Regions from separate parts of the Homo sapiens genome. Here region 2 is linked to region 1. Evidence: read pairs that join two places in POLR2A ChIA-PET (ENCODE). Cell type or tissue: OCI-LY7. All regions are shown on one strand. Links, peaks and the distances in the headings refer to the core of each region. The heading gives the core; the rest is flanking DNA. Region 1 has its middle 81 kb from the start of CLHC1. Region 2 has its middle 12 kb from the start of RTN4.

The links. Peaks named below come from ENCODE experiments on the same cell type or tissue, not always from the same donor. Only the 100,000 strongest peaks of a DNase experiment are listed, where the experiment ranks them.
Region 2: POLR2A ChIA-PET joins it to region 1 with 7 read pairs; 26 of 35 experiments call an interaction of 5 or more read pairs at or near these places.

What each region holds. Positions count from the first base shown.
Region 1 is chr2:55,146,453-55,155,914 of GRCh38, forward strand. No RefSeq gene overlaps it. Among named protein-coding and RNA genes, the nearest start is that of CLHC1, 81 kb to the right of the region's middle. RefSeq lists an enhancer at 4,484-4,533. In OCI-LY7, for the core only: no CTCF peak of the experiment used is centred there; a DNase peak (open chromatin) is centred at 4,599.
Region 2 is chr2:55,058,208-55,067,669 of GRCh38, forward strand. It overlaps a transcript of RTN4 not described here. Among named protein-coding and RNA genes, the nearest start is that of RTN4, 12 kb to the left of the region's middle. In OCI-LY7, for the core only: a CTCF peak has its summit at 5,644; no DNase peak of the experiment used is centred there.

The DNA of each region.
Region 1 (9,462 bases), core at 1,647-6,646:
TCTATTATTACCCCAACAACCACATTACAAACATTCATGCTTCTCATTCAGAAGAGGGAACCAGGATTGTGAGGCAGTTTTGGAAACCATATCAACAAAACACAGTTACAAAACCAGGGTATGTTTAATTCAAACAAGAGAAGACCTGTTAGAAGCATGCTAGCTGGGTATTATGCCAGCAGAAAGCCCTGTCATATCAAGAAGGGAGCAGCCTTCAGTGTGTTCTCTCAGAGGTAAGAATGAAGACCCACACAGATGTTCCAATTTACAATGGTTCGACTTACCATTTTTGACTATGATGCAAAAGCGATATGCATTTGGTTCAAACTGTATGTCAAGTACCCATACACCCATTCTGTTTTTCACTTTCAGTACAGTGGTCAATAAACTACATGAGATATTCAACACTTTATTATTATAAATAGGCTTTGTGTTAGATGATTTTGCCCAAATGTTGGCTCATGTAAGTGTTCTGAGCATGTTTAAAGTAGGCTAGGCTAGGCTGTGATGTTAGGTAGGTTGGTTGTATTAAGTGCATTTTTTACTTACGATATTTTCAACTTGCAATGGGTTGAACACATATCCCCATTGTAAGTCAAGGAGCATCGGCAATTGGAAGTAAAACAGGCCAATTTTGGCTCAAAAGTTGAAAGGATATTCCAACAATTGGAAATATCAAAAAATAAAATGAGCTTCTGAGGGGAAGAGCCCATGGAACTCTAGAGGTATCCAAGCAAGACATTTGTCACGATGCCGTGGTATGGATTTCTGAAATGCTTGAAATCCTAGACTAGTTCACTGCTAATCCAAAAGCCCTAGTCCCTCCAATCCAAAGAGCCCACAGTTCTATAAACAAAGAGACTTGCCTAAGGATCACACCGGGAAAGTCAGTGCCCTGAATCAAATTTGTCCTTCCTAAGTCTTTCCATGTCCTAATCACCTCTCAAATAAATATCACAACCGAAAGCCAGTGCCCATTTCCAACCAAACCCCAGCCACCTTGGGTTATAATCCAGGACTAACTGAGTAATTTTTGAAATAAACATAAGAAATATCTTTCAGGCTGAGTGCAGTGGCTCATGCCTGTAATCCCAATACTTTGGGAGGCCAACACAGGCAGATCACTTGAGCTCAGGAGTTTGAGACCAGCCTGGGCAACATGGCGAAAACCTGTCTCATAAAATACAAAAATTAGTTCAGGTGTGGTGGCACAAACCTGTAGTTCCAGCTACTCTGGAGGCTAAGGCAAGAGGATCGCTTGAGCCCAGGAGGCAGAGATTAGAATCCAAGATCATGCCACTGCACTCCAGCCCAGGTGACGGAGCAAGACCCTGTCTCCAAAACAAAACAAAACAAAACAAAAACAAACAAAAAAAACCTTTCAGTTTGTCAGGTGAAACAGTAAGGTCTCTGGCTTTGGAATAGGCAGCAAGAAGTGAGTGATCAAAATAATAACATTAACTAACATTTCCATTATGCTTTGCCATTTACAAAGAGATCCATGATTCAGTTGATCTCCACAACGGCCCTGGAAAGGAAACAAGACATGTTAGATGTTAGCCATTATCATCCATTTGTAGAGTAAAAGGTGGCCTGGTTCCCCACAATTGCAAAGCTAATACATTGTGACATTGTGACTCAAACCCAAACTTCTACCTTCAAATGGCTGAAGACCTAATGAGTGACACCTTGAAGACAGTAGGGGTCACGTTGGTGGACACCATTTTGATCACTGCACTGCAGAGACCAGCTAAGAGTTCAGAATTTTTACTTCAAATTTGTTTGCAGTCTTTGTAATGCAGGCGGTCATTTGAACACATGAACCTTGGCAAAAGTGAATGTATTGCTGAGAACATCATGCAGTTAGAGTATGCACGTTTTATGAGACTAGTGCTTAAAATATTAGAATGTGTTTCACATCTTGAGGATGCATTCAGATTGAGAGGCTAGATACTCCAAGAGATAATTATCAAGATTCATGCCATTTAAATAGAGGTTGTCTTTACTGTTTATTGCTCACATCGGTGGTATTGAATTTCATATCCTGTTTTCCCATAAGGTCTGGACTGAATCATCTCCTCTTCTGTCACAACACTTGCCTTTGGAGGCTCCCAGAAGGGAAACAAGAAACAATGAGCAAATGATAGGTAGCCTATGTGCTGATTAGAGGCTGTTTGCATACTGTCACCTGCAGAAAGCCTTCAGTGTTCCTGGGGTTCTATTAGGGTGATTAATGGGCCTGTGAATAATTGGAGATAGCCATCTTTGCTTCTAAAACTGAAAAACATCCCTCATCAGAAACACGTCTGCCAGCATTTAAGGCAGTCAAAGCTTTGGGGTAAAGAATTGTTCAAATGGCTATAGGGTAGGTAAGGGGAGATAATTCCAGGCAGGGGAGCCATTTGAGTAAAGGCAGGAAGGCATGAAAACGGAAGGCCTTTTCTACTTAACCAGAGCACAGAACATGTACAGGAGAGCATCACAAGGCTGAATGGAAAACCAGTTCTTGTGGTCATTGATGACTAAAATAATAAATGTCTTTAGAAAAAGCGACACTAAGAAATGCATGTTTTGTGTTAAAAATTCTGCTCTAGAGCTTTATAAATAATTTTAAAGCTTCTGGTGCTCAGTGTTCTCCTTTGAGGAATACGGGTTTATGTGGTTCATCTCCCTTAGTCCCCACTGCAGCTAGGGGAAAAGTGGGATGCTCTCATCCCATCTCACCACTGAACATGGAGCCACTGCTTGGGCTAAATCCGTCTTTTACAAATTTTTTCCCCTACTTATCTTCTCACACAGTATGGACTCTCCAAATGGGTCAATTAAAGATGATAAATGCACAGCTCTTACTTCCCTACTCCAAACTGTTATTGGCTGCTGAATGACTGTACCAGTGGTTCCCAAAGAGTGGTCCTTGGGCCGTCATCACCTGGGGACTTGTTAGAAATGCAAATTCTTGGTGGGGCATGGTGGCTCCCGCCTGTAATCCCAGAACTTTGAGAGGTCGAGGTGGGCACATTTCTTGAGCCCAGGATTTGGGAAACCAGCCTGGCCAACATGGCAAAACCCTGTCTCTACAAAAACACACACACACACACACACACACACAAAACAAAAACAAACAAAAAACCCACAAAAATTAGCCAGGTGTGGTGGCACACATCTGTAGTCCCAGGTACTTGGGAGGCTGAGGTGAGAGGGATCACTTGAGCCTGGGAAGCAGAGGTTACAGTGAGCTGAGATCATGCCACTGCACTCCAGCCTGGGCGACAGAGCAAGACCCTGTCTCAAAAAAGAAAGAAATACAAATTCTTGGGCCCCACCCTGGAGCCACTGAATCAGAAGCTCTGTGGGTAGGCCCAGCAAGCTGTGTGTTAACAAGCCCTCATGTACAGGTGATTCCAGTGCACATTTAAGTTTGACAAACACTGGACTATAGCATTAAGTACCCTCTGGAGCTTGCCATCTGAGAGATCTTGTGTTCAGTCCTTATCGCGTCATCAGCAATATTGAGAGCATGGATGTCACAAAGAGGAACAAACACCATCCATCCCTTTAAAGGATTTCCAAGGAGGCCACAACATTACTCTTCCCATTCAGATCACTGAGGTTGGCCAATGCCATACTCTGCTCATACAACATTTCTCTCCTTTCCCATCGCCCCACCTCTGTTCACTCCCGTTATGTGTGTGTCAATTATCCTAACTGCCCCATCACACTGTGATTCCGAAAGCAAGAACCATAGTTTTTTTCTTCTTTATGTAATCTTTGTTTTCTGTGCCCATCAAACCCAGGGAAACAATTAATGGCAATACGACCGGGTCTTTGATTCCTGATTCTCCACCCAGTCACCACTGGGTTATTAGAAGTTCAAGCTCCACACTGGGTCCCCACTATTCCCAAACATGCCCCATGACTACACTGCTCAAGAGAATTATGAAGCCAGGTGCAGTGGCTCATGCCTGTAATCCCAGCACTTTGGGAGATCAAGGTGGGAAGATCACTTGAGTCCAGGAGTTTGAGACCAGCCTGGTAACATGGTGAAACCCCATCTCTACAAAAAATTAGCCAGGCATTATGGCACATGCCTGTAGTCCCAGCTGCTCAGGAGGTTGATGTGGGAGGACCGCTTGAGCCCAGGAGGTTGAGGCTGCAGTGAGCTGTGACTAATAAAAGAAAAGAAAAAAAAAAGGCGGGGCACAGTGGCCCATGCCTGTAACCCCAGCACTTTGGGAGGCTGAGGCGGGTGGATCACCTGAGGTCAGGAGTTTGAGACCAGCCTGGCCAACATGGAGAAACCCCATCTCTACTAAAAATACCAAAAATTAGCCAGATGTGGTGGCAGGCACCTGTAATCCCAGCTACTTAGGAGGCTGAGGCAGGAGAATCACTTGAGGTGGGGGTTGCAGTGAGCCGAGACTGTGCCACTGCACTCCAGCCTGGGCAACAGAGCAAGACTCCATCTCAAAAAAAAAAAAAAAAAAAGAAAGAGAGAGAGAGAGAGAGAGAGAATTATGGTCCCTCACTACTTCCCCTAGTGAAAAGAGGAGACCAACAGAGCCCACTGCTGCTGGCAGCAGAGACCAAGGCCTTGTCTCCCACTGGCCTGTCGCTCACCACGTCTCACAGCTCAGCTTTCACTTCTGTCTTTCATTGCAGAAGGGGAAGCATCTCTTTTCACCAGTGATGACAATTCCTGAGTCCTATAAGACTCCTCCCATCTGCCAAAGAAGTCTGATATTTTCAACACCTGTGAAAAGATGGGAAAAAAAGAAATCTGGTATTTATAGCTCTGTCTGCAGATGACTGAGGCATTCTCAGAACTAGACAAGACAGTATTGAACAATACCTTCCAATGTCTTACTCCCACCAACCGTGAGCTGGTTGTTCAAGGTCAGGATAAACAGAGATGTAAATTTCTTCCACCCCACAGTAAGTTCCTTCTCCATGTAGGGTATCAGGATCATCCACTCTCTCCCCTCTTGGTGTATAATTATGAATATACATGAAATTTTTACAATCCTAGGACTCAACTTAAGTTTCAAAGTAAATCTTAGGAGACTCTCAGAAAAAGATAAGCGCTGATGGCCTTTCCTGATGGCCTAGAGCTCCTGGAGAGGTGGATCCTCATTACATTCCTTCTCTGTGGTGCCTATCATGGCACTTTCACCATGTGAAAAAAGGGAAATGTTCGACAAGCAAATAAATGCATTATCAAAATTTCGTCTCATCTTAGAAAATGCAAAGCAAAGCCCAGAAGAGAAGGCCCATACGGGTAGTTAGTTTTTAGGAAAAAGTGAGTAGAAGGAAAGTTGGGCAGGTCCCTGCCTGGGCAGTGCATATTCAGATGTGCAACAGGCATGTAGGGGGAAGGGAGGCTGGAGGCCTGAGGCCTGGGCAGGTGGAGAAGGGCATGTGAAGAAAATGGACATATTGGGGCTGAAAGAGGGAAACAATAATGTGGAAAAATGAGACAGGAAAAGAAAAAGAAGTCAACATGGGAAGATGCCAAATATCTATTTTGCCAAGCCTGCAGCTAGCTCAACAGAGAGGACCAGAGTAGAGAAGTTTCAGTATAAACAAGTAAGAAAATGACCTGGGATTTCTGTACAAATGACTCTGTCCTCCAAAGACAGGCAGGGGTAAGAGTCTGTGTCACCCAAATATCTAAGAATCCACTGTGGAGGTCCTAGTCTTAGTTCTGGTCTACATTGTCTATCCTCTCTGGATCCCACAAGACTTAAGAGTATTTATCATACTTTGCCTATGAGAGTGCAGCTGCCTCCTGCTCTGGAGTATACACTTGTTCTTGGCAAGAGCAACATCTCACAATGAGTTTCCAGCCATCACAACACCTAGAAGGGTATGAGCACAGTGTAGACACTTGCTGATGGGACTGCAATCAGAGGTGAAAACCAGAAAAGTGGTGCAGACTTTTCAATCAGCCTTGCAGGAGACAGCACTAATTTTGCCACCCTAAAAACCTTTCTTCAAGCTCAAACACCTAGTCCAAAGGATATATCTGTCTGTTAAATATGCTCGCAGGGCTGCTCAGATGAGACAGTCAATGAAGTGCCCTTTCAAACTTAATCTAACAACTATTCTGAGTGCTCAGGATATGTTAGGCGCTTTGACGGCACTGGGGCTACAGTGAGAAGACACAGTCCCGATTTCTTGAAGCTCACAGTCTGTTGTGAAAGATCGCATTAAACAGGAAATTACATGCATGATGAGGGTTGCCAAAGCATCCTTGGAAGTGCTCAGAAATTCAGAGATTTCACTTCAGAGTGGTCGATTCTTTGCTGTGGTATCATGTTGGCATCTCCTGCTTACCTCAGGGGTAATACATAAGGCAAAACAGGTCATATTTCCCCCTTGAGACTGCAGGGAAAAAGCTTAGGTTGCTCTACCAACCACCAGCTGCTTGGTAAAGCAGAAATAAGAGCAGTAGCAAACCAAGAAGTAAAGGGCCCTCGCCTTCTGATATGTATGAGGCGTCTATAACCCGGGAGGTCCTCATACAGGCCAAAAGGTGTTTTCCCAAGTGGCAACTCTGCTTCATGTCAACTCCAGTAACACCTGGAAAACTGTGAGCGCCATCTTCCTCCACCCACCACCATAAACAGCAAAGAAATCTGGAGTAAACAAAGAGGACCTCTGAGCAGCGGGACTCCTGTGCTTAACTTCTCAAAAAAGGAGGGCCATGTCAAAGTTCTTACTCCTACTGTGTGAGAAATAAGGCTATGGATGAGAAGCAACAGAACATGAGGCAACAGGGAGAAATGAAAGTAGAGAGTGTGAAAGGCCCCAGGGGAATAAAAATATAGCTATTTGGGGACAGTTAGTGAAGGGGACAAAAGGCCAACTCCGTGTATCTCTACTGCCTTGCGAGTATCACCAAGCTGCAGCGTTATTGTACAGTCTCCTGTACTGACAGTCCCAAGTCATGAAAATAAAAATATTACATGAAATATATCACATTTAAAGAAGCCAAGGCTGTATCACAAAAGTTTAAAATCTTCAAATTTTGTACTTCAAGAGGTACAGGCTTTAGATTCTAGAAAAATATACTATTTGCAATATATCATTCCCTGAGAAGCCTAGAAAGTTAGAAAAGGAGAATGTTACCATATATAAGAACTGGCTCTTAATGCCTGCCTTATTGTGCATCTTTCCTGAGTTACTATTAAGGTAGCGATTGCCACAAATAGGGAAAATGTCTTACGCATGAAATATTGATGGTGATTACGTAATACAGAAATTTCACAAGTATTCTGAATGTTGTATACAAAAACTCCTCTGAAGAGCTAATGTTAGGGCCTGGGGAATTCTGGTCCTGGCAACACATCAATTAAAAACCAGCAGCTACTCCCCAGGTATCAAAGGCTGCGATCCCCTTGAGGGGTTGCTGACAGCCCAGCAGCTGAAAGAGCTACCCAAACCGGTACTGATCACTAGACAATGACATTTAAAGGGCATTGAATACTAGGATAACTCTGTCAGGGCGCCATTTGTTAGATCCAAATGCTTGCATTTTCAAATGGCAAACCCTTTTCAGGAGCAGATGTATGGCAATGCAGGCCTAGCTGTGCTGAGAGCCATGGAAACTGTTTTGCAAGCTGCTATCATTAAGCAAGTAATAACACTCCGAAACCGGGCTTCAGTGCATAATTAAGACAGGTTTTAACTCATCAGCCACCACACCCATCGTCTGAAAGTATCTTTAAAAGGGAAGTATGCATGTAATAAAATGAACTAGGGCAAAGTTAACAGCTTCCAGATAAGTGTTATTGCCAGAAATCTGGGCCTTCTGGAAGCCCCAGGACAGAAACCCAATCCTCAGCGACCCCTGCCTCTATTCTTCTGAACAAGTGGGTCACATGCATAACAGGAGACTTGCTGTATCCTCAAAGTGCAAGAGGGGAGAGGGACCTGGGTATGCAGTGAGTCTCCCCCAGACAAAGTCTTTCCTTTTCTGAGCTTTGTTGTCCTCTGCGGTGCTGGGAACCAGAAACATTGCAGGCTTCTACATGAAAAAGGGTGAGTTCAATTTCAGATGGTATTTCAGCCAAAGGCAGAGGTTAGGAAAAAAAGGGCACTGTGCTGTACCCACCACAACCAGCCTAAGTACACCTTGAGGTTAGTGTTGGTACCAGTGCTCTACACCAAGGGCTCTGCAGCCACCTTTTCTGCTAGGAGCCACCTTCTCTGGGCAGATTCCACTCCTTTGCCCTCAGATATCTGAGACAGGTGGCCAGGAGCCAATGGAGTTTTGTGGAAGGGAATGGCTTTGGAGCCAGGTGAGCCTGGCTTACAATCTGGCCCTACCACTTATTAGCCAGAGTTTGCCAACGGTCCCAGCTCATCTCCCACAGCACATGCTCTGACACCATCCTATGTCAATCCCTCCTCTTAGTTATGTCTGGTTCACATGGGACTGAGCAGGAGCACAAAGAGACTAAATCCCACAGCACACCTTCCTCCATATGGCCTTCTGAACTCAACCAACAGTGACCCTCCCCCACCCCGCCCCACGGGGAACTGTGTCCACTCCAAACATCTGTCTATCCCTCAAATCCTGGCTTTTGCATCACCATCGCCAGTTCTGGGGAAAGGTGTGTTACCTTTCTTCTCAGCAGGCTAATTCAGATGAGAGTCACTGAGCCTGGGTCAAGAACAGGCAGAGTGCTCCTGCTTGTTGTGTAAAAGGGACCGGCTTCATCAGAGGTGAGCCAGTTTCCACCACCTTGCAGGACTCCACATCAGGTCTTGTTCTCCACTTTGCAGATTATTCTCCCACCTCTCCTGGTTGAATGCCTCTGGATACCCAGCTCTGGATAAGGGCCTTTTCTTCTGAGACTTGGTAGCCTCACAAAGTACTGAGGGGGATGACGCTGCCAGAAATCACTGAAGAATTCCCTTGTCTCTGTGTCCTTCCCGTATGTGGACAGTTAATGTTTCCATTGGAAGACCTAGGGTCTGGAATTCCTTGTTCATTTAGCTGGATAGTGCCTGATGTTTAGCGTTAGTAGGATAGTACAAGTGTGGCTTTTATAAGTAGACATTTGCTTTTGTGCCAGCAGCGTGACTTGAACATAGTAGGGACAAAAGTATCTGTTGAATGAATGTTCATTTTATTGGCACTCCTATCCTCTCATTTCATGTCTGGCTGTTTTTAAAATTGTACCTTGAGTGAGGATATAGCAACTTTTATAAATACTAGTTCAAATTAAGTTGCTTTAGAAAAGCCATTAGAATTTAGCCACGCTCAGGAGAGCAAATGCAAGGACCAAAATTATCCATCTCATTAGTAATTTTTCCTGGTAAAATAGCACAGAGCAATGTCAACTGTTATTCCATTTCAGAGACCACAGGCATTCCTCTGTATTCAGGGAGAGGAAACCAAAGCAATTTTTTGGGACAAGTTCAAAAAGCCAAAGAATTTACCAAGCTAGAAAGGTC
Region 2 (9,462 bases), core at 2,393-7,392, 87 kb before region 1:
ATATTACTAAATTAATCTTCTATTCTTTAGATTCTATGAGTGTTGCACTACTAGAATGTTTGTTCTGGGTAAAGGATGCAAACATCCTTGATGAAGCTCCCCACGGATCTTACCAAAACTAGGCTGAGATATGATGTAGGAGGGAATCAGGGGTTTCTCTTCAGCCATGAACAGCTTTTAACTGAATGTGTAGGTGGTGATAATGTTAAATGTACCACACAAAATCAGATTCATTTTTTTACCCATACGAAATTTCCATGGTGTACATGCCAGCTACCAGCCACTTTCAGGCTTGTCTATGCTTAACAGCTTCTGAACTTTTTGTTGACGAAATTTTAGTGGAAATTCTTATAGTAGAATCCCAAATGTTCTCTTACTGTGTTAAGCCTGATTCATGGTAGTTGGAGGTTTTCATTCTCTCTTGGTGATTACATTGGGTCTGCAGCTGCTGGAAGCAGAAAGAAGAGGGAAAATAAAGTGGTGCTTCCAGGATGCTAAGAAAAATGGAAAAAAAATCAAAGAAATGACAGATAGCTTTAGAAATCATCTCTACAGTCAAGATTTATTTCAGTCACGTGGCAGCTCTGTTAGTTGCTCCTGGTACATTGTACAGTCAAAAATGCAATTCTGGTTTAAGTTTTGGCTTTCTTTTTTGATAATTTTTTTTTTAAATTATAATAATAGAGAGGAGGGTCTCACTGTGTTGCCCAGGTTGGTCTTGAACTCTTGAGCTCAAGTGATCGTCGCCACCTCGGCCTCTCAGAGTGCTGGGATTACAGGCATGAGCCACCATGCCTGGCCTAAGTTTTGGCTTTCAGAAGGTAGTGTGATACCTAGAGAACATGGTGCCAGAAAACTTGGGTTCTAATTCCAGGTTTATCTCTAATAACGGAGATGACCTTGAGCAAGTCAATTCATTTTTTTTTCAACCCAGCCTATGACAAGGTATTGTTTCAGGAATAAGTGAAATTTCATTGTCAAAGCTCTTTGTAAATGTAAAGCACCACAGAAAAATAAGGTATTTGTTGGGACTTTTTACTTTTTGTTTTGCCTGTGCTGATCTCGACATCCCAAGGACAAAATCTATGATTTAGACTTAATTGTTTTTTTTTTTTAATATACTTAATACATATAGTAGAAATTTAATTAATACTTTTTTTATTTTTGAGACAGTCTCACTCTGTTGCCCAGGATGGAGTGCAGTGGTGCGATCACGGCTCACTGTAGCCTCAACACCCCAGGCTCAAGCCATCCTCCCACCTCAGCCTCCGGAGTAGATGGGACTACAAGTACGCACCACCACACCTGGCTAATTTTTGTATATTTACTGGAGATGGGGTTTCAGGCCGGGCACAGTGGCTCATGCTTATAATCCCAGCACTTTGGGAGGCCAAGGTGGGTGTATCGCTTGAGGTCAGGAGTTCGAGACCAGCCTGGCCAACATGGTGAAACCCTGTCTCTACTAAAAATACAAAAATTAGCTGGGTGTCATGGCAGGTGCCTGTAATCCCAGCTACTCAGGAGGCTGAGGCAGGAGAATCGCTTGAACCCAGGAGGTGGAGGTTGCAGTGAACCAAGATTGCACTACTGCATTCCAGCCTGGGCAACGGAGTGAGACTCTGTCTCAAAAAAGAGAGAGAGAGAAAGAGAGAGAGAGATGGGGTTTCACCATGTTGCCCAAGCTGGTCTCTAACTCCTGGGTTCAAGCGATCCTCCTGCCTTGGCCTCCCAAAGTGCTGGGATTACAGGGGTGAGCCACCCTGCCCCCAGCCATAATACGTTTTGATTAATGATGCAAACAAGGGGGAAACTCTCCTGGAATGTCGCTGGCTAATGGATTGAAACTGCAGTCAGCCAGTGGGTGTCTTGCTATCTTCCCACAGCAGTAGTAGGAGAAGGAGATAAGGTGGAGAGTAAGGGGAGAAAAAAATAGATTGGATTTCTAACAATCTCCCAAAAAACACACAGAATTTAGCTTTTTATATTTGGCTATTTTTATTACAAAAAGCTAATTCAATGCCCTGGACTTTAAAAGGAATGGGCATGGGGCAATACAGTTAACAATAGTATCTTGCCATTATTTTACCTTTTTAATGTTTTCTATCTTTTATTTGTTTCTTTGCAGTTCCATAGTTTTTCATACCTCTTTAGTGCTAATTATAGCATATAGTTGTCATATTTCAGTTATACCTATTTTTAAGTGCAGTGATCTCTTGACAGATGTCTGCTGGATTCCCAATGTCAGTGGAACTCATGGTTAATTTCTACATTCCTTTATCATCCTCACATATTCATTCGTTTAACAAATATGCAAGGAGTGCTACTATATGCTGGACAGTGTATTAAGCACTGGTTATGGAAGCAAAATAGGCACAATCCTTGCCCTCATGCAACTCACAGTCTGGTGGCAGAGTATGCTAAAGACTTCTTGGGCTGGCCACGGTGGATCACAGCTATAATCCCAGCACGTTGGGAGGCCAAGGCAGGTGGATCGCTTGATTCCAGGATTTTGAGACCAGCCTGGGTAACATGGCAAAATACCATCTCTACAAAAAATACAAAAATTAGCTAGCATGGTGGCACGCACCTGTAGTCCCAGCTATTCAGGAGGCTGAGGTGGGAGGATTACTTGAGCCTACGAGGTCGAGGCTGTGGTCAGCCAAGATCATACCACTGTACTCCAGCTTGTGTGAGAGAGCACAATCCTGTCTCAAAATAAAGAAGACTTCTTGTTGGCCCCTAGTATCCATTATCCTATTCTTTAGAAGTGGACCTCCAATACTAAAGAATGTTAAGTAAATAACAGTCATCATGACATTCTTCGTCTAAATTTTAGTATGCATATTTTAAAAATAAGAATTTTTTTTTTTTTTTTTGAGATAGAGTCTCACTCTGTCACCCAGGCTGGAGTGCAGTGGCACCATCTCGGTTCACTGCAACCTCCGCCTCCTGGGTTCCAGCAATTTTCCTGCCTCAGCCTCCCAAGTAGCTGGGGTTACAGGCGCACGCCACCACACCCAGCTGATTTGTATTTTTAGTAGGGACGGGGTTTCACCATGTTGGCCAGGCTGGTCTCAAACTCCTGACCTCAGGTGATCCACCCACCATGGCCTCCCAAAGTGCTGGGATTACAGACGTGAGCCACCAAGTTTTCCTACATAGCCAAAATAACAATCACAGCTGACAGTAGTAATAATTCCTTAATAGCATATTATATTTGAATACCCATGCATATTGAAATTTCTCCAGTTGTCCACGCAATGTCCTTTACAGCTGGTTTATCCAAACCAGGATCCAACTGAGGACCACACATCACATCTGGTTGTTATGTCCCCTCAGTCTCTTTGAAATATATCAGTCCCTTTATTCATGATACTGCAATGTTAAAGAGACAGAAACAGGAACAATTCTTCTACAGAAGAATGTCCCAACTTCTCAACTTGTTTGATTGCTTCGTCAAGGTACCAGTTAGCTTGTTTCTCTTCCCCTTGTGATTTCTGTAAAGCTGAAATTATGTTATGACAAATTGATACAGAAGAGGGGCAGGGAAGTGCTGGGAGGAGAAAGGTGGGTCCCTGGCGAGGGCTCCACCCCCGGTCCTGTGCCCATAGACCTAGGTGACGACAGGCACTCCTGCCTTGGCGCCCAAATGTTGCATTTCCCAAGACCCCCTTGGCCTGCCACGCCCCCATCCTGTGCCTATAAAAACCCGAGACCCTAGCAAGGCAAACACACAAAAACGGCTGGACGTTGAGAGAAGCACATTGGCGGAGGAACACACAAGCGGTTGGATTTCGAGAGGACATCAAGAGCACGTCAAGAGCACGTCAAGAGCACACGGACAGGCACTGGCACGCCGGCAGGTCATTGACCGGCAGAACAGAGTTTGGCCAGGGCTGTCAGAGAAGAGTCGGGCCGCCAAGCAGCCCGACTTCCAGCGGAAAACCATCTGCCTTCTGGCTCCTCCATCTGCTGAGAGCTACTTCCACTCAATAAAACCTTGCACTCATTCTCCAAACCCACATGAGATCCAATTCTTCCGGTACACCAAGGCAGGAACCCCGAGATACAGAAAGCCCTCTGTCCTTGCAATAAGGCAGGGGTCTAATTGAGCTGACTAACACAAGCCGCCTACAGATGGCTAAACTAAAAGAACACCCGTAACACGCCCACTGGGGCTTCAGTTGTAAACATTCACCCCTAGACACTGCCGTGGGGTCAGAGCCCCACAGCCTGCGCGTCTGTGTGCTCCCCTAGAGGTTTGAGCAGCGGGGCACTGAAGAGGGGAGCCACACTCCTATCGCATGCCCTGAGAGGGGGACAAGGGAATCTTTCCCATTTCAAAATTAAGGCCCAATTAGACTCAAATTTGAACATTTTTGGCAAGATTGTGTCGCAAGTAGTACTGTGTACTTCAAATCACATCACATCAGGAGACACAGAATATCTGACCCCTGGATTGAGGTGATGACAGCCTGACTTTTTCACTGTAAAGCTTTGTTCTTTCATGGACAGAAGTAATCTGTGCAGAGGTTTTGTTTTGCTTTGTTTGGCACCTTATGAATGTCCTTTATCATTAGCCATCTACCTGGTCATTTTAACATCAATTGAAAATCCTTGCCTGATTCAATAATTTCACTAAGGAACCCTCAATTTTTAACAGTGTGTATAAAATCTCAATTACTTTGAATAAAAACTGTATTTGCCTTCCTGACTCCAGCTGTATGGAATACAAGCATGATGGCTGGAACTGGGGCAACCATTTTGGACTGTGAGGTGGAAGCCATATGCTTAATTTGGTGGAATAGCTAGAGGGAAGAAGCCTAGGTCTCTTATGACCATGGAGCTACCATACTAACCTTGATCTACCTGCCTCTAAACTTCGTTTATATGAGAGAAAAATGAACTATCATTTTTAGCCACTGTATATTTTTCAGCAGTTGAACCAATTCCTGACACAGCAAAGAAGATAATAAAACAAGCATATAATTATAATTTTGGTAAATTATATTTTAAAAAAATAGAAGATGGGAATAGAAGATAGTGGGCTTCTTAGGTGAGGCGGGAAAGCCTTCGCAAGGAGGTTACATTTAAGTGGAGAGTAGAATGCTGAGAAGCAGTAAATTGTGTGAGGTGGTAGGGAGTTTCCTAAACAGAGGAGACTGCGTGTGGGAAGTGGTAAAGTAGAAAGGGCTTGCTTGGCATGTTCACAGAATTAAAAGGAGGCCATGTAGCTGGAACTTAATGACACCAGATGGTGGGGGAGAGGCTAGCAGATGCAACGTCATTTAGGACTAGCAGGCCATAGTAATGAGTTGACTTTTTTTTTCAAGCATAATGGTAAGGGTTGTAAGCAGGAGAATAACACTGAATTATGTTTTAGTTATTCTGGGCCCGACGCAGTGGCTCACACCTGTAATGCCTGCACTCTGGGAGGCCAAGGTGGGTGGATCACCTGAGGTCAGCAGTTCCCGACCAGCCTGGACAACATGGTAAAACCCCGTCTCCACTGAAAATACAAAAATCAGCCGGGCGTGGTGGTGGGCGCCTGTAGTCCCACCTACTTGGGAAGTTGAGGCAGGAGAATTGCTTGAACCTGGGAGGCAGAGGTTACAGTGAGCGGAGACTGGGCACTGTACTCCAGCCTGGGCAACAGGGGGAGACAGTCTCAAAAAAAAAAAAGTTACTCTGACTGTTCTGTGGTGAACAGAGGGCAACAAAACTGAAAGCAGGCCAAGCGCAGTGGCTCACACCTGTCCTCTCAGCACTTTGGGCGACCAAGGTGGGAAGATTACTTGAGGCCAGGATTTCAAGACAAACCTGGGCAACAAAGTGAGACCCTCTCTCCTCAAAAAAATTTAAAAATTAGCCAGGTGTAGTGGTGTGTACCTGTAGTCCCAGTGCCTCAGGAGGCTGAGGCAGGAGGATTCCTTGAACTCAGGAGTGGCACCATGATGGCTGTACTCCAGACTGGGCAATAGAGCAAGACCATGTCTTAAAAAAAAAAAAAGAAAGAAAAGAAAAGAAAAAAGAAAACACATAACAGAAATTTATTTTCAAAAGAAACATCTAGAGTCATCCCAGACCAACTACAGCACTTTGGCAACAATTATTCATATTTAAAATGATAACACAAACATTCTTTTTTTTTTTTTTTTTGAGACAGAGTTTCACTCTGTTGCCCAGGCTGGAGTGCAGTGGCACTTGATCTCGGCTCACTGCAACCTCCGCCTCCCGGGTTCAAGCAGTTCTCCTGCCTCAGCCTCCCAAGTAGCTGGGATTACAGGTGCCTGCCACGACACCCAGCTAATTTTTGTATTTTTAGCAGAGATGGGGTTTCACCATGTTGGTGAGGTTGGTCTCAAACTCCTGACCTCAGGTGATCCATCAGCCTTGGCCTCCCAAAGTGCTGGGATTACAGGTGTGAGCCAATGCGCCAGGCCTACACAAACATTCTTAAATCATTAAAGAATATGTTGGATTTCTATACAAAAATACCGAGACTGTGAAAGTACAATAACTTACTTAAAAATGTTCATGAGTGAGAAATAGAGTTTTCTGGTTAATCTTTAGTTAACAATGAGTCAAATTAATTATAATGTAAAATTCCAGTTAATTGAGACTTTGTTAAATTATGTGATTAACTAAACATATGAATTTTTCCCTAACATAACTTTCCTTTTTAAGGAATCACTTATATGAAAGTGATAGGGTATCAAATTAGATTAATAATATAAATTAATAGCTTTAATTTTCCATTTCGAATGCATGTGTTATATTATATGTGTTTGTAAACATTGTACCCCAAATAAGCCAGTAAGCATATGCTGGAAAGAATGCAAGCAAAATTACAGAGATAAGTTGAGTATGTTACTGGTTGATATCTGTAGCCTGAAAAAGCCATCGGTTCTACTCTCATAGGATGTCTTCTTTATTCAGCATTCTACGGGAGTTTTTTCATATCAGAATCCACTGGCATGCCAATATCCAGCTTACATAAATAGCATTTTACTAGAGCATTTGCTTTTATTTATACCACATTTTCTTTACATTTCTATAACTAAAAGCTTTCTTAAAATTGCACTCATAATCTCTGTGTTTTATCCCATCTGCCTTCTACTGCTATTTGCTAGTGTGATGAATGTGTTATACTACCTCTATGAAGGGCTGCCTTTGTAGGCATATTAACACATTTAAACCAAAATGAGATCAAGTAAGAACATACCTAAGAAAATTAATGGATATCCACCAAAAGACATGTAAAAGTGCTCATGGCAGCTTTATTATAATATCTAAAACTTATAAAATAAAAAAAAAATTTTTCATCAAGAGTAGAATGGATTAATTCATGTAAGGGAATACTATAAAAATGGTTTGCAATAAAAAGAGCAAACCACTACACACGCTAATATAACTCAACCCTAGAGAACCCACGTTGAACAAAAGAAACAAGGTACACACATACACACACACGCAAAGGATGCAGTATGATTCCATTTATATGAAGTTTAAAAACATGCAAAACTGCTTCTGGATGGCTAGATAATAAAAAAAAAACATGCAAAACTAATCTATGGTGATAAAAATTAGAACAATGGTTACTGGGTTAGGGAAGTATTATTGACTGAGACAGGGCTTGATAGGGCCTTGTGGGATGCTGGAACTACTCTATACTTGATTTGGATGGTGGTTACACAGTTATACACACTCATGTAGAAGGTAGTGTGCATAAACATGTATATACGCATATGGAAAATAAACTTTAAGATTAGTTCATTTTACAATGTGGATGTCATGCTTCAATAATTTCTTTTAAATTCAATAGTAAATTATGGTACATTCTCCAATAGACTAATAGAAATTTTTAAAAAGAATAGAACTACATGAATTGGAAGGAATGATATCCCAAAATATCAAGTGAAAAAAGCAATTGGCAAAGTAGTTTGTTAGTATGAACCCATTTGTGTGTGTGTGTGTGTGTGTGTTTGTGTGTGTGTGTGTGTGTGTGTGTGTGTATGTTTTAATAGCTACATGTTTGATTGTATATGCATGGGCAGTTCCTGGAAGGACACACAGGAAATTGTTTTGATAGTAGGTTACCTTAGACAACTGGGATGTGGGACTGAGGGCTGGGGTTTGTACATAAACTCTTATTTTTCAGTTTATTCTTTTTAATGCTCTCTTTATATAAATTTAGCCTAATTTGGCTGGGCGTGGTGGCTCACACCTGTAATCCCAGCACTTTGGGAGGCCTAGGCAGGCGAATCACTTGAGGTCAGGAGTTTGAGACCAGCCTGGCCAACATGGTGAAACCCTGTCTCTACTAAAAATACAAAAATTATCCGGGCATGGTGCAGGCACCTGTAATCCCAGCTACTCAGGAGGCTGAAGCAGGAGAGTCGCTTGAACCCGGGAAGCGGAGGTTGCAGTGAGCCAAGATCGTGCCACTGCACTCCAGCCTGGGTAACAGCAAGACTCCATCTCAAAAATAAATAAATAAATAAATAAATAAATAAATAAATAAAGCCTACTTTACAAGGCCTTATTAATCTTTTCTGCGTTTGTAAAATTGTATTATGTTGAGCCATATGAAATTGTCATTTTTATAAGTCAAAAATGTGAGAATATTGGCCATTTCATATAGTTCAATGTCATACAATGAACAGAAGTAGGTATATGAAAACACTCATTTAGACATTACTCATTCAGAATTTGAAATAATTTGCATGTTCAACATAAAGAACATAACCCAAACCCAATAAGATTATCTATGTATATTTGAGTTTAATGTTTGTTACCCAAAAGTACAGTAATTTAATAAACCCTTTAAAATTGTTTATAATGTACACTGTTCATATACTAAATTATTTCTAATAGTTTCTGAACCTATAAATTAGTATTACAAAAATATAATGAAATTGGAAATTGGAAAATCTAGGGTTAATGTCCAGCTCTGTCACTGGCTCTCTGACGTAAAATAAGCTGCTTGATGATTGCTCTGAATCTCAATTTTCTTCAGTATAAGATAAAGAATATGATACCTGACCTGCAGGATTGCTCAAAGGATTAAATTGTTGATGCATGTAAAAACACTTTGGAAAGTACAAAGCACCATCGAAATGGAGTCATTAATGTTTTTAAACAATGAAAGGGAATAGCACATGTTTGCTTTGAAGGGATCAACTTTGCAGTAACCATATTGCAATTTTTTTTTTTTTTTTTTAAGATAGAGTCTTGTTCTGTTACCCAGACTGGAGTGCAGTTGCACGATCTCAGCTCACTACCACCTCCACCTCCCGGGTTCAAGTGATTCTTGTGCCTCAGCCTCCCAAGTAGCTGGGATTACAGGCATATGCCACCACACCGAGCTAATTTTTTTGTATTTTTTGTAGAGATAGGATTTCACCATGTTGGCCAGGCTGATCTTGAACTCCTGACCTCAAGTGATTAGCCTGTCTTGGC